Linked DNA regions of Homo sapiens: region 2 is linked to region 1. A link is a contact called in ENCODE Hi-C or POLR2A ChIA-PET data. All regions are on one chromosome and are shown on one strand. Each heading gives the region's core, a stretch centred on a gene start or an enhancer-like site at or near the end of the contact. The rest is flanking DNA. Distances are from core to core; before and after follow the strand shown. Region 1 overlaps VPS13C (vacuolar protein sorting 13 homolog C). Region 2 holds the start of C2CD4B (C2 calcium dependent domain containing 4B).

Region 1 (7,550 bases), core at 2,554-5,053:
CAAAAAAAAAAAAAAGATAATAAAATTAAAATTAGCTGGGCATGGTGTCACATCTGTAGTCTCAGCTGCTTGGGAGGCTGAGGCAGGAGTATCACTTGAGGCCAGGAGGTTGAGGCTGCAGTGAGCTGTGATTTTGCCACTGCACTTGTGACAGCAAGATGCCGTTTCAAAAAAAAAAGAAAAGGAAAGAAAGAATTATCTGGAACTATTCGTTACTTGAGGAAGTTTTCTTTTACATAAAGCATGTTTTTAAAACTATAGTTTCTATACTTGAAAAGTTTCACGATCTTTTTTTTCTAATAACTGGTAGAAAAGTGGTGCTTTTGCTTCAGAGATCTCAACTGTAGATCACCTTAAGATAGATCTGTTGGTGAGACATAAAGATAAAGATTTTTTCAATTTGATCAATAAACAGATATTAAAAATGGAATAGCTACTGTGCTAATATCAGCTCATCACAAAAACATGTGCTTTTTTTCTAGGTCAATTTTGATAAAGATCCAATGGAAATGCGCCTCCCTATTCGTAGCCCTATTAAACGAGACTTTTTATCAGGAATTCAGATTGAATTTAAGCAGTCTTCTCACCAGAGAAGTTTAAGGGCCAGGTTGTACTGGCTTCAGGTAACATTGTCATTCTCAAATAAGTATTTATCATCACTTTGGGAATCTTGGGAATGAAATTTCTTTTTTACAACTATATAGTTTACATTGTAATTGGTATCTTTTCTTTGTTTGTATGTTTTTTCCCCTTTTTCCACATATCCTGTTTATTTAACATCTTACTTATAAACTTCGTGACTGTTAAGACTAATTTTGATCGATTAGCCTGCAAAAGGGTTTTCTTGCACTGAGATTGTTATTCTTAAATGTTCCTTTGAATTTGTCATGGGACCCCCAAATAAGATTTTCCTTTGTCGTCATTCAGGACAGAGAGCAGAGCTTTGCTGGAGGTTCCTTTTGGATGCTTGCTTGCTCTCTCCCAGCATCCCTCCCTTCCTTCCTTTTAGCTGTTAAGTACTGTTTAGGCTACTTTAATTCTTCTTCTTTTTCTCTTATCCCCTAATTTCATATTCAGTTTCAACTTTTATTTAAACCATAGAGAATTGAAATCTCACAGGATCCATAGATACAAGTATTTTCATTAATGATGTACATACTGCACACTGTTAATACAATTATGAGAGTATTTATATAGTCCTTTATTGAAAGCCTTGCCCTTGCTGAGGTATGTAACTTTTACAGATTTAAAATGAAACTTCTAATTACACCGCATATACACGCAGACACTTAATTATGATGAAAGTGGTGGCCTCTTCTATAACATTATCTTTGAAACTAAAAGTTTAAATTATTTGAAATCTTGATAAGTTCGTTTTCTTTTCTTTCAGGTTGATAATCAGTTACCAGGTGCAATGTTCCCTGTTGTATTTCATCCTGTTGCCCCTCCAAAATCTATTGCTTTAGATTCAGGTAAAATAAAATAAGTTGTGACATAGATATACCTTATTTATAAAAGTTAAATAGGCATTAGTTTAACCTAGTATAAAGCATTATTTTTTTTTATGTGTTACTTCTTCCTCTTAGAGCCCAAGCCTTTCATTGATGTGAGTGTCATCACAAGATTTAATGAGTACAGTAAAGTCTTACAGTTCAAGTAAGTGAAGATTCCTGCTGTTTCTCTAAAAGAATTTAAAATGAGAATCTACTTTGAAAATAAATCTTACTCTTTTTGAAAGTGACTTTCATGTAAAAAGTATTTTCCAGCTGAACCTATTAATTCACTTTTGGTCAAGTAATCTTTTATGCTTCAACTTATTTTAGTAGTAGTCTCTACATATTTTAAAGTGTAGAATTTCTTCAACCATCTTCTTCCCTTTATAACTTCAATTAGAATATAAAATAGTAAGTGAAATCTAAATGATATGTATTTGTGAGCTGTGTTCTTTAATGTAATTGCTGTGAACTTTAAAAATTGGATCATACATGCTACATGATCTGGTTGTATTTGTTTCATCTGTGACATGACGAATGTGGCATTTGGGACTGTAATTGCTAAGTGTTAATGCAGCAGTATTACCTTGAGTGAAGCTTTCACTCCAGTGAAAAAGTCTCAATCTAAGAAGACTTTGATCTTATTAACATAATTTTTAGGAGATGAAGGAACAAGATATAACTGTGGCTTTTCACTGAAATCAAAGTTTTAACATTGAAAATTAAAAGATTTGGTAGAAATCCTTTTCCATTTTAAATTTTTTTTCTTAGGTATTTTATGGTCCTCATTCAGGAAATGGCCTTAAAAATTGATCAAGGGTTTCTAGGAGCTATTATTGCACTGTTTACCCCAACAACAGACCCTGAAGCTGAAAGAAGACGGGTAAAAATTTTTATTTCTTGGGGAAAATATAAAATTAACAAAATTTAAATCAGCCTCTTTTGAACGAATTCTAATAGAGAAAAAAATTAAAATAGAAATTCTTGATTTTATTTTTTTCAGACAAAGTTAATCCAACAAGATATTGATGCTCTAAATGCAGAATTAATGGAGACTTCAATGACTGATATGTCAATTCTTAGTTTCTTTGAACATTTCCATATTTCTCCTGTGAAGGTTTGTTGTAATTATTATTTTGAAAATTTAGTGAAATTATTGTAGAACTTTTTAAAGGGTCTGTGGACCAAGGTAGGTTTTAATTTGTTGCATCATGTATTTGGTGGGAATTTTGTTTGATTAATCGAAATAATTAAGACAGTTCTCTGTAGCATATGTGCAGCCACAATTCCCACAGAGAAACCACCAGAGCATGTTCTCCAGTTTTGAATTAATAACCCCCTTATTCAAAGAAGAAGCTGACAAAAGCGTTTCTTAATTAAGCGTAGAAGTGCTTGCCAACGTTTAATGTTTTGGTTGCACTTTGTAACTACTATCACTGTCTAAACAGAGAGCTATAATGGGTGCTGTAACCAGAATGTGAAAACGCTGAAGTAGGTACTATACTGTTGATGTGGTGTTTTTCCCCCCTTCCAAAATTTGCTTGTAACTAAGGGAGTGGAAAATTGGATACCTTTCACTTGCCTGATGTTGTACTTTATGAACCCATTTCTTTTTTCCCTTTTGTTGTTCTTTTTAGCTTTTATAGGAGAAGGTGACTGCTTAGTAAATTCTTAAATTCACAAATGCTATCAACCATAATGCTCTAAACTTGTGTAATGGGCCAGATTTATAATTAAGTAACTCTTTAAAATATTGATGATCCTTTACATTCTCAAAAACTGTTTACAGCACATTACTTTCAATTGCATTTACCAGTCCTTCAGCTAAATGAATGGATTTCTAAAATGGAATTATTATTTTAAATTGATCTATTAGTTTGGTGATATCAGACATACTGATAGTGTCAGGTTTAAAATTGATATTGTTTTATGTGATAGGTAATATACCATTTCTTTTTCACTTTTAAGTGAAAATCAGTTATTTGTGGGATTGAACAATACCTTAAACAAGTATTTACTGAATGCTTATTATGAAAGTTGCTGTGGAGGTATAAAACAGCTTCATGGATATTATATTCTAGGGGGATATTAATGATTGATAATTTACCTATTCGTGTTCTTAGGCACAGTGGGAATTGTGCCATGAAGTCTAATGGCAAAGATTATGAACAACAATTATTTTCATAGCCCATAAGTAACATTGCCCTAGGGAAGGGCTGGATTAATGTTTACCTGTGGTTACCTTTCCTGGATCCCAGCACTCCCAGACTCGTCATTTGGGCAGAGGGTCACATGAAAGAAAAAACTAACCACAGGCTTTCCTGGCGTTGCCCCAAGTCCACTTTACTTGAACTCTATATTGGTTAGTTAATATGCCTAGGAAATGACAAAATGAGAAAGGAAATTCATCTACTTTATTTACACATATTGAATTACTTTTTGCCTATGTCTTCTTGCACTATTGCACTAATGATGGTTCAGTTCAAAGTAGCAGCTAAATGAGAATCTGAAATCTCATGTTTAAATACTAAGTTGGAGGATCTGTGGAAGCTGAAAGCCTTATTATACTTTTAAAAACTTGACAGCTTGCTAACTTACCTTAATTGTCATGTTATTGTTATTATCTGTATTTTGACTGGCAGATTACTTGTGTGCCAGTTTACATGTTTTTCTTCTTAAAATGATTACGCCATTTTTGTAAAGTGTGTCGGTTTCCCTCATATGAATGCAATGGCATTTATATACATTGCATAAAATTAGAACTCTGTTTTTGGATCAGACTAATTTGTATTCTATCAAAAAGCAAAGAGAATCAAATGTAAGTGGGTTGTTCTGCTATAATGTGTGGTATCAAATAATAGCTTTCACTAGGACTCTAATCGAAAGACTTTTTTTGGTTTGTTTCTGGACTACCTGGATCCTAAATATGTAAATTTTTCACTTTTAGCTTTCATTTATTGAACATTATTTTTCTTTTAGTTGCATTTGAGTTTGTCTTTGGGTTCCGGAGGTGAAGAATCAGACAAAGAAAAACAGGAAATGTTTGCAGTTCATTCTGTCAACTTGCTGTTGAAAAGCATAGGTGCTACTCTGACTGATGTGGATGACCTTATATTCAAGTAAGACTTCTGTTAGAGTACATTGAGAAGCAGGTGTACCAAGGTCATGTTTCTAGACATTAATTCTCTCCACTTGTGCAATGTTAGCTTAGGAAAAGGATAACTTTACTACTTATATTTGGAGAATTTGGTTCATTTGTGATTATACTCTTTAGGAATGCTTATTGTATTCATAATGATAAGGTGTAGAGTCTTGTTTTTTGTTTTTTTTGATTACTCATATCTAGATAATACATGGATGTAGAATAATAATTGAATTTTTTAGTCATATATTATAAATTAACCATATTTTAAAACATAATTATATTTAGAGATATGTAATGCTAGATACATATGCATTAAATAAATTGTTATTGAATTGAAATTCAACAATGGTATTGGAACAAGTAGTTATCTGGGTGAAAAAAAATTCCCTGTAGATCATTTTTACCTTACATGTACACTACTAAATTTCAGAGGAAACGAATGATAAAATATAAAACCTAAACTGAAAAGACAAAAAAAGTCCAATCTCTGAATAGAGGAGGTCTTTCTAAGTTTAAAAGCAGTGGAAAACATTTCAATGGAAAATAAAAGATACATTTAACCACATAAAAATCAAATACTTTACAACAAAATCAATGAAAATAATTAAAAAACAAAAGCCTGGGAAAATATAATGACAGAGAAAGGACTGTTATCTTAATATTAAACATTGAGAAGAAAAACCTAGATTCTAACGGTATAATGGCCAGAGAACAATAGGAGATAATTCGCAAAAGGGAAAACACAGTGATGGCGTTATTATTTATCAAAGAATACATGCAAATTAAAGCAAATTATCAAAGATTTTAAAATATGAGCGATTCTATTTTAAAATCCTATTTAATACTAGTCAGGGGTGGTTCTAAGAAATAGGTACTTTTTAAATACTGTTGGTATAAGTGGAAAACTGCATTTGTTAGGAGCCTTCAATGTTTTGTTGCTTTTCACTCAGTAGTTCTCTTTTTGGAAATTCTTTCCAAAAAGTAATCTAACCTTGAAGTTCAACCAAAGAGTTATATTCAACATACGCATGGCATCATTAATTATTTTAGCAAAAATTGGAAATGTCTGACAGTGGAAGAATTGTTTGTTACGACACTGCCACATGGTAGCATGCTATGCATCCGTTAAAAATGGTTATGTCAAGTTTTAAATAACATAGAGAAATACTTTTCCACAGTGTTGAGTGTAAACAGGGCATACAAAATGTTTTAAACATTTTATCATTGCATATAAAAGAAAGAATTCTAAGTGCGAAATACGAAAATAAACCTTTAAAATCCACTATGTGATGGGATGATGGTTGACTTTTAAAGAACTCTTTATGCATATATGAAAAACTTGTGCACTGTTTTTATAATAATTTAGTAACCATTATTAAGACAATCATAAATTGTATGTGGTAAATGTACGAAGTCAATTGTGAAAGAATTGGCTATGATTAGCATTAGCTGTCATTCAAATTTTAAGTCTCTTTTTTTATCATATAATATTAGTATCTTTGAATCTTTCCTTTTTCTCCTCCCAGACTTGCTTATTATGAAATTCGATATCAGTTCTACAAGAGAGATCAGCTTATATGGAGTGTTGTTAGGCATTACAGTGAACAGGTAATTTCCTATCATAGTATTTCATAAGGAATATACTTCATAAAATATCAAAACATTTGCATGTGACTGTATAGTGTGCAGTAATGTTTATCTAATTTATCTCACTTTGAAATCTCCGTATTTAGTGGCTTTCTTCAATGATTAATTTCTGTTTCTTTAGTTCAACCCCTCTTTATACACCTTTTGAAAATTTTCCTCCAGTTCCTTTTTTGACTTTGCAATTATACTTTTACCACTTTGGGAAAGAATAGTGACTTTATAGTCATTATACTTGATTTCTTCAGTGATTATAGTTTCTGAATATAATCTAGTGAACTGCAAGCAGAATTCTAAGCCGGTTTCCTCCCTGTGCCTCAGTTACTCTGTGGTTCAAGTATGTATGCATAGAAACAGTAGTTGTTGCAGGTCACTTTGGTACAATTGCTATACCATGGAACTGCATGGTGACATCTCCTTTCCTTCCACTGCTGGAATATTCTTTCTCCTATTACATATACAGACATTATGATTGTTACATGTTAAAATGAGGATATGTTTTCCCTTTTTTTTGTTTTGGTTATTATTTTCCATCTAATTTATTAATAATGATGGTAAAGTAATACTAAAAAAAACTAACAATTACTGAATTATGTATTCATTTAATATGCATACTCACCCATGCAAGGACAGTGTAACTTCCCTTTTTAAAAAATTTTGAGTTTTTATAGAGACGGAGTCTCACTATGTTGCCCAGACTGGTCATTAACTCCTGGCCTCAAGTGATCCTCTCATCTCAGTCTCCTAAACTGTTGGGATTACAGGCATGAGCCACCACACCCAGCCTGACCTTCCATTTTATAGATTAGAAGACAGGCTGTTAGATACTAAATGACTTGCACAGGGTCACATAACTGCTACGTGGCAGCCTGTGCGTCAAACCTAGTTCTGTCTAATTTAAAAGCTGTTTAAATTAGCATAGTGCCTGGCACACAGTAAAAGATCCATTAGTGGAGGTAGTGGTGATTATTCCATACAGCTTTCTTTTAACACAAACTTAATTTTATCAGTAAATCTCTTTTTTTCTATTTCATTATGATGTTTCTTACAATAGTTGTGAAGGACTTAATTTAATTTTTTTTCTTTTTTAGTTCTTGAAACAGATGTATGTCCTTGTATTGGGGTTAGATGTACTTGGAAACCCATTTGGATTAATTAGAGGTCTGTCTGAAGGAGTTGAAGCTTTATTCTATGAACCCTTCCAGGTATTGACCTCTTATTTGTTCTAAGGATAGGTACAGAAAAATGGATGGTCTATTTTTTAATAA
Region 2 (7,550 bases), core at 2,882-5,381, 290 kb before region 1:
ACACATTCAGTCCATAACTCTCTGATAATAATAGTATAGTTGAGGATGTGAAGCCATAGGAAATCTTATATATTGATGACGAGGAAACTGATTTTGCATTAAAATTGAAGATGCAAATATCCTATTACCAGCTATTATATTCCTAGAGATGTACTCTAGATAACTTTTGCATAGATGATTAAGAAGACAGGTACACAAATGATCATACCAGCATTGGAAGAATCAGAAACAATCAAAATATCTGTCAGCGAGAAAACAGAGTACATTAAATGATGGAATACTGTAAGTCAGTGAAAGCGAATGAACTAGCGCTATACATGTAACATAAGTGAATCTCATGAACAGAATGCAGACTGTTGCTACAGTCTTCTAGATAATGATTTCCCATGACTGTGTTTTGTTCCGTAAAGGGACACAGCCATTCCCACACTGCTAAACATTCAGACTGGTTCTTCCATGGCCTTCCAAGGCTAGTGGACCATGAGGCTCCTTTAGAACTTCTCACCGTTCCAAGCCTTTCCACTAGAGACTCTTTAACTGCCTTTACACCTTACCCTTCCCACCCTCGGGGCATAGGTGTTGACATATGTCAATTTGTGACCTCATTCAAGGTTTGTCATTCAGTTAATTGCATGTCTTTTCCATTTTCATCATATCAGTTTCCAGCAGCTGATAAATTCCCTGGGTCCTTGTTATGTAAACAACCCCAATCCTTTTTTTGGAAGTAGGTATAACATAAAGAGAACGACTATACTTCCTGGGGGGACAAGGATTCTGTCTACAAATGGCACAGCACTACTGTGCATAACGCATGCTTTCCTGCTTATGACAATGTCATGCTTTAATATATGAGGTACTGGTATAATCAATAAGGTGTGTAAGTTTCAATTCAAGGCCTTGGAACAAGGGTCTCTTTCTCTATTATCTAGCTACCTAGAGAGGAGCTGGGTTCAGGAGAAATGGCTTTGAGAGAGGCACTGTAGGGAAGGGGTTATAAGCACACAGGACCATGAGCCAGATGGATCTGGATTTGAGTTCCAGCCCTGCTTTTACTGTATGTGAGATTTATGAGAAGTTTTATTCTGTTTTTTTCCCTTTGTGAGCCTGTTTCTGCATCTCTACCTTCTTTATAGGGTTGATTAGATAAGATAAAGTATATGAAGCATTTAACATGACTTCCACCTACTACATAGTCAGTAAACATTATTGTTATTAAAGAGATCATTTCTTTAAAATAACAATTTCAAGGTTTGAATACAAGATGATAGTGGCCTTTATGTGGTTATTAGGCACAAAACTGAAACAACTGGAGCGATCGAAGTTTCCACTGAGGAGCTGTTTTTTATTTTCTCCCAGTGTGATTTAAGAATATGGAAGGAAGCCAGGCCTCCAACTGTGGGTTCCAGCCTATAGCTGTGGTTGAATAAGTGACTATCTGAAAAGGATCCCTGGGTAAGTAATTTAATTTCCCTGTATCTTACTTTCTCTTCTATAGAATATTGATTCATGGGAAGATAACAGTTCTGGAAAACCCTCTAGATAGGGATTGTGTTAATAGCCACGTTTGCGTTGCTCTGTAAACATGGACGTGCTGGGAGTGCAATCACTCAAATCCCATGTCCTGCTTTCAGCATCTTTCACCCACCGATATGATGTCTGAGTGTTCATTGTCACCAAGGCCATTTTCACTGAGGTTTCATTTGAAACGAGCTGCATCTACTGCAGGACATAATGCAGGTGTGCTCCACTTTAGAGAGACCGTTTGCCCATGAATCAGCACATTGGCCTGAAGAATCACAGGGAAATGATCCTGTCAGACACCCCTCGGGATGTTTGTGCCTGAAAATCTGGCTTTAGCAGGAATGGCTACTGCTCCCTGGCCCCAGTGGCTGCATATTGATCGATACTTGCCCCATTAAAAAAGCATACAAGTGTCCCTCAGTGTCTGAGGGGGATTGGTTCCAAGGTCCCTCAAGATACCAAAATCCTCAGATGTTCAATTTCCTTATATAAAAAGGCATAGTATTTGCACGTAACCTATGAATATCCTCTCATATACTTTAAGTCATCTCTAGATTACTTCTAACACCTACTACAATGTAAATGCTATGTGAATAGTTATTTTATTGCTTCATTTCTTTTGTATTATTATTTTTTCCAAATATTTTCCATCCGTGGTTGGTTGAATTGGGGGATGCGGAACCTGTGGGTCAATTAAGCAGTAAAGTATTATTAGCCCAGAGAAACACTTACTCTTTTCACCTTTAAGGATTTAAAAATAGTGGGGCTTATTCCAAAGCAAGTATAGTGGAAAATACTACTTAACAGTAGACTGAGATGCTGTAAGAATTAACATTCTGGGTGTAAAGGGCGATACAAATCACACAGTAGACTCTGCATTATATTGAACTGAGTGAATAGATGGAGGAAGGATGGAAGAACAGAAAAAAGGAAGAAAGGAAAGACGGAATGAATTAGAAGAAATTAGCCAAAAAGCTAGGACTTAGGCTCTATGTACGCTATGATCATAGCTTGAATGACCCTAGACAAGTCCCTCAGTTTCTCATCTGGGAAACAGAAAAAATGTCTTCCTTATTGGTTTTCTGTGAGAAAGAAATCAAATTACGTAGAGAGATATGTGGTTGATAGCACCTGACAGTCATAAGACCTGCAGATCAGTATCAATTCAATACAATTCATCAAATATTTACTAAGCCCTTACTATTTGCCTGGCATTGTATCCTGGGTGCTAGAATTACGTAGAGACGAATAAGACAGCCAGGCTTGTAGCCTGGATAAGGCAACCGGGATGGAGGCAATCCCAGTTCTTGATCTTAGGACTTTTATTTTTCATTTATTCATAATAGACTCCCGAAATCCCCTTCTGGTTGAGCTGCCCCAGTCCTTGCCCACTGAAAACCCACAAGGCTATTAGGGGGAGACAAAACTGTAAACCGAAAATTCCAAAGCAGCATGCGAACCGCAACAATGGTGGCCCCTAGATGTAGGAAGGAAATGAGGAGGGACTGAGGAACTGGAGCAGGGGAGTTCCGCGGCGGCTGGGTGGGTGAAGGCACCTGAAAGGGACGATGCGTGGGCTGAATTACAGAAAATAAACAGGAATTCCTATATAAAGAAAAAGCAGAGAAAAGGCATTTCAGATCACAGGAAGCATCACATGCAAAGCCAAAGAAACAGGAAATTGCTAGTTCCAGCTTCTGCCATTAACTGGCTCTTTTTAACCTTTCTGGAATTTCCTCAGGTCCCTCTGGGATTTCAGTCTTCACATCTCAGAAAATGAAGGTCGGGGGTGGAAAGAAGGAATCTATATTTCGGGAAGGTGCTTTCTAACTGGATACCTCCGTGCTAGAGCAAAAAAAAAGGGGTAGTTTTAAAAACGTCAAGTGTTATTTTAGGGCAGGAGCCAGAAGCCCCATGTTTTGTAACTATCAAGATGACAGGCAGAGCCTGCAGCCATTCAGAGGCTTTCTCCACTTGATCTTAGCCAAAAGACCAAGAAGCGATCAGAAATTTTCTCAACGATTAATTTACCCACTTCACCAGTACTTAGGGCATGGACTGAGCCAGGGCCTATGCTATCAAAAAGAGCACAGTCTAGCAGAGGGAGACAGACAGTAAATAAGTATATAAATAACTGGAAACCATATTGGTCTGCACGCTGCGAGTGCGTGGGGACAGGAAAACAGAAGCTCCCAGGACGTGCAGGTCACGTCCAGGTTACATGCAGGGTGAGTGACGGTTTATCTCCTAGCCAAATTAACTTCCTGTTTCCTCGTCCAGCCTCACCTTCTCCAAGAAGCCAGAAACATTTTCAGCCGCCAATTTTTCCTTGGCAGGACGACAGGGTGCCCTCTCTTCACCTGCAACCTTTCCCAGGCCTTGCCTGGGGCTCCACGCACTCACTGCAAATGCGGGTCCCAGAGCTGACCACAAGGTGCCTGCTCCCGCGACAGCTTCGCGCAGACCTGAGCGCCCAGTGCATGCAGACCTCCCGGCGTCGTGGGAGAGGGTGGCGGGAAGGCGGGCTGTGCAGCACCTCCGGGTTGGGCCGCTGGCGGCTGGGCGGGACTCAGCCTACGGTATAAGAGGGGAGCGCCACTCTCCTGGCCGCAGTACTGAAGGTGGCGCCTCGGCAGCGGGCTAGAGGCCACTGGCACTGAGCTTGCAACCAGATCCAGAGACACTGAAGAAGAGAGAAAGGTCTGAAGCGGGGCTGATTTGTTGTGGGTGCAGGGGAGAGGAAGGCTGGAACTGGTCTGGGGTCTTAAACACGTGGGGGACGTTTACAGGGTCTGGGGGAGGGATCCAGCCGCGTCGAGGGGCTGCAGCAGCTCCAGGCGCCCAAACTCAGCAGCTTCTCTCCCCCGCAGGCGCACCTCTTCCCGCCACTCCTAGCCCCAGCCTCCAAGGATGCGGCTCCTCGAGAAACTCTGTTCCTCGGCCGCAGGCAGCTCCGCGCCGAAGCCCGCCTTCGCCAAAGTGCTCACGCCGAATCGCATCCCCGAATTCTGCATCCCGCCGCGGCTGCCGGCCCCTTGCACGCTCGAGTCTCCAATCCGGGCCGCCGCCGTGCCCCGGCGCTGCGCCGCTGAAAGCGACCTGTGGCCCCGCGCGGCAGACGAGGACGCCGGCCGCACGGACTGGGACCCGCGCTCGCAGGCAGCGCTGTCACTGCCGCACCTGCCCCGTGTGCGCACCACCTACGGCTTCTGCGCGCTGCTCGAGAGCCCGCACACGCGCCGCAAGGAGTCGCTCCTGCTCGGGGGCCCGCCCGCGCCCCGGCCCCGGGCCCACAGCTGCGGCGGCGGCGGAGGCCCGGACGCCCCCCTGGGGACCCTGTGCGGCCCGCGAGGTCCGGGCCCGGCCACCCCCGCGGCCCCCGGCGGTCCCCGCCTGCCCCAGGACGCGCTCGCTGCGGGGCCCCGCCGCTGCCGCCTCCTGCGCGTCCCCGACGGGCTGCTGAGTCGCGCGCTGCGGGCTGGAAGGAGTCGCCGCCTGGCCCGCGTCCGCTCCGTCTCCAGCGGGAACGAGGACGAGGAGCGCCGCGCGGGATCCGAGTCCCCGGCCCGGGCCCCCTCCTCGAGCCCGCTGTCATCCAGGGCCCCGCTTCCTGAGCGCCTGGAGGCCAAGGGCACCGTGGCTCTGGGCCGCGCCGGCGACGCCCTGCGCCTGGCTGCTGAGTACTGTCCGGGAACCCGGCGTCTCCGCCTCCGGCTGCTCCGCGCGGAGAGCCTGTTCGGAGGCGCCCCCGGGCCCCGCGCCGTCCGCTGCCGCCTCAGCCTCGTCCTGCGGCCGCCGGGCACTGCGCGTTGGCAATGCAGCGCTGTGGTGGGGCGCAGCCGCAAGGCCTCCTTTGACCAGGACTTTTGCTTCGACGGCCTCTCGGAAGACGAGGTGCGCCGCCTGGCCGTTCGCGTCAAGGCCCGGGATGAGGGTCGCGGCCGGGATCGGGGCCGCCTGCTGGGCCAGGGTGAGCTGTCCCTGGGCGCCCTCCTGCTGCTCTGAGGGCCCAGCCCTCCCCGGGGCGCTCTGCCCTGGAGACTCCGGACACTGACAGCCGCGTGGTACAGAATAAACGTTATTTATTTTTTTATTTATGATACTGCTTTATTGACGTTTTACTTCCTCACCATCCACATTTGTCATCGTCTATTGGTAAAGAAGAAAAAGATAATGACTCCCTGTTCTGTTCACAGGACCCCCATATCTCTTTCCAGACCATTTTTGCATTCCAAGGAAAAATGGGTTGGCTTGGGACTGGGAGAGAAAGGAAGTACACCCATCTGCATTGTTTTTAATTCCTTCCGGTTTTCTATCAATGTTACAGTTTTTTTTTAATAAAGCAAGTTATTCATTCAGAGTCATGCCCAACGTTACGATTCATATACACAGCTTTACATATTGATGCGGCATAGGTAATATCCTAATTTGTGTTTGCGCACGCGCACACATCAGAGTGAGACACTTGTATTATAAGGATGTATATACCCTGGTGGGAAGAAAATTTTTTTGTAGAAAGTTTTCTTTTGGAAGTGAGTTTTTCAAAAATTGGTGAGGAAAACAGGGAAGTGGAGGACCTTCCAATAGATGGGTTATCTAGGGAATAGCTATTCCTGGGGTCTCTCTCTTCCTTACCTAGGAAATCTTAGAAATCTTTCTTGCCTCTGTAAACAAGATGATACTTTTTGTGGCATTTTCTCACCTAGCTATGTATCTAATTACACACTAATTAGCTTTGCGGTAGGATTTCCTAGATGAGTTAAAAAGTAAGTAGTCAGTTTCTTGAACACTGGGTTCTAGAGAGTGTTTTTAAAAATCCAATTGATTTTCATTTGTTAATTCAACAAATAAACCTAAGTCCACTGGAAACTGATTATACCCAAGAGAATTTGCCCTGGGCCACGGGAATCCACCATGTAGTGGAAAGCACAATGGAGTTGGAGACAAATAGAGAGTTCAATTTTTTTTCTGCCACTTTTCTGGACTAGGGCAAATCAGTTACTCTCCCTGAGCCTCATTTTCTCCATCAGTGAAAAGGGAGTAATATCTACCTCACAGGGTTTTGTGAAGATATACCTTAATATCCAAATAACCCTTGAATACATGTGAAATATGAGAGCAAACCTGAAATGCTTGCACTGTACTGTTGAATAGTGCTCAATAATGTTGCAGAGAATGAACTCCTTCAGGTCTTCTTTCTTTCCAGTTGTTTCTCCCTGCTCCTGGAGTGGAGCTTGGAAAAGGTAGGGCTACCTGTGACTGAGGACTTAGAAGAGCCAGGAGTGGGAATGTAGAACCCTTCAGTATCCCCATGGTAAATTTCCCCATAAGCAACAGTTTGCCGTCATTCTACATCAGAAATTCCTTCTGCATTGTTGTTATAATAATGAAGTCTGGGTACAAATTTGATCAGACTAAATAAAAATCCTGGATTTGAAATATTATTTCAAAGTGAACAAATTAGCCTTTAAAAATAATCTCATCAAACTACTTTTGATATTGAGAAAACATCACAGAGATGACTTGCCCAAAGCTATACAGCTAATGTGCATAGCTGAATTCAAACAAGAACCAAGTGTTCTGACTTCTCCAGAAGACTGACCCACCCCTGTGGGTCAGAGGAGGTGAGGCCAGTGTGTTGGAGGGAAGTATTCCAAGAAGAGGCTGTTCAACCTATGTATTCATTTATTTATTTAGTAGAAATGGAATTAGCTTCATTCTGTAGACTTCAGAGAACATAATGAAGATGACATATACATAAAGGCTTATTCCTTTTCAGAGGGCTCAATTTAACAAAAATGAAACTTCATGTAAAACATTGACTTCTTAAAATAGGTAAAGAATCTGGAATGAGCACTTGATGAAATACATTTGCTTGTGACTGATTATATATTTATATAAATTTATATATTTATATAAATATAAAAATATAATGTTAAGATCACTGAAATCTGAGAGTGACATCAGCAAGATGGCTGACTAGAAGTAGCATACAGTATTTCTCCTGTGCTGGGCTTATTTCATTTAAC

What was found. A loop is a pair of places that touch in the nucleus more often than their neighbours do. ChIA-PET counts read pairs that join two places held with the same protein, here RNA polymerase II (POLR2A). Pooled maps may share reads with other maps.
Region 2: a loop to region 1 is called in a map with no recorded cell type, with 2.6 times the contacts of the local background. The contact joins the promoter of C2CD4B here to the enhancer-like site in region 1. A Hi-C loop is called at or near these places in 1 of 168 maps with a recorded cell type or tissue (endothelial cell of umbilical vein), 2 of 37 single-sample maps with no recorded cell type and 3 of 50 pooled maps. POLR2A ChIA-PET finds 5 or more read pairs at or near these places in 1 of 52 experiments (T-cell).

Annotation. Positions count from the first base shown.
Region 1 is chr15:61,875,669-61,883,218 of GRCh38, reverse strand. VPS13C (vacuolar protein sorting 13 homolog C) reads left to right here. Exons shown (of 85, transcript NM_020821.3): 69 at 483-623; 70 at 1,391-1,472; 71 at 1,587-1,656; 72 at 2,265-2,376; 73 at 2,497-2,610; 74 at 4,473-4,612; 75 at 6,165-6,246; 76 at 7,374-7,487. It overlaps LOC124903501 (a long non-coding RNA gene), which reads right to left. Exons shown (of 3, transcript XR_007064668.1): 3 at 3,726-3,869. Among named protein-coding and RNA genes, the nearest start is that of LINC02349, 150 kb to the right of the region's middle. Within about 2 kb of position 3,803, at least 2 of the 41 ENCODE cell types and tissues checked have a DNase peak (open chromatin) inside an H3K27ac peak, as active enhancers do.
Region 2 is chr15:62,161,866-62,169,415 of GRCh38, reverse strand. C2CD4B (C2 calcium dependent domain containing 4B) reads left to right here and starts at 4,131. Exons shown (of 2, transcript NM_001007595.3): 1 at 4,131-4,221; 2 at 4,392-5,881. The coding sequence starts at 4,432. The coding sequence ends at 5,526. LOC124903502 (a long non-coding RNA gene) reads right to left here and starts at 4,003. Exons shown (of 2, transcript XR_007064669.1): 1 at 3,244-4,003; 2 at 2,822-3,126. RefSeq lists enhancers at 3,481-4,080, 4,081-4,680.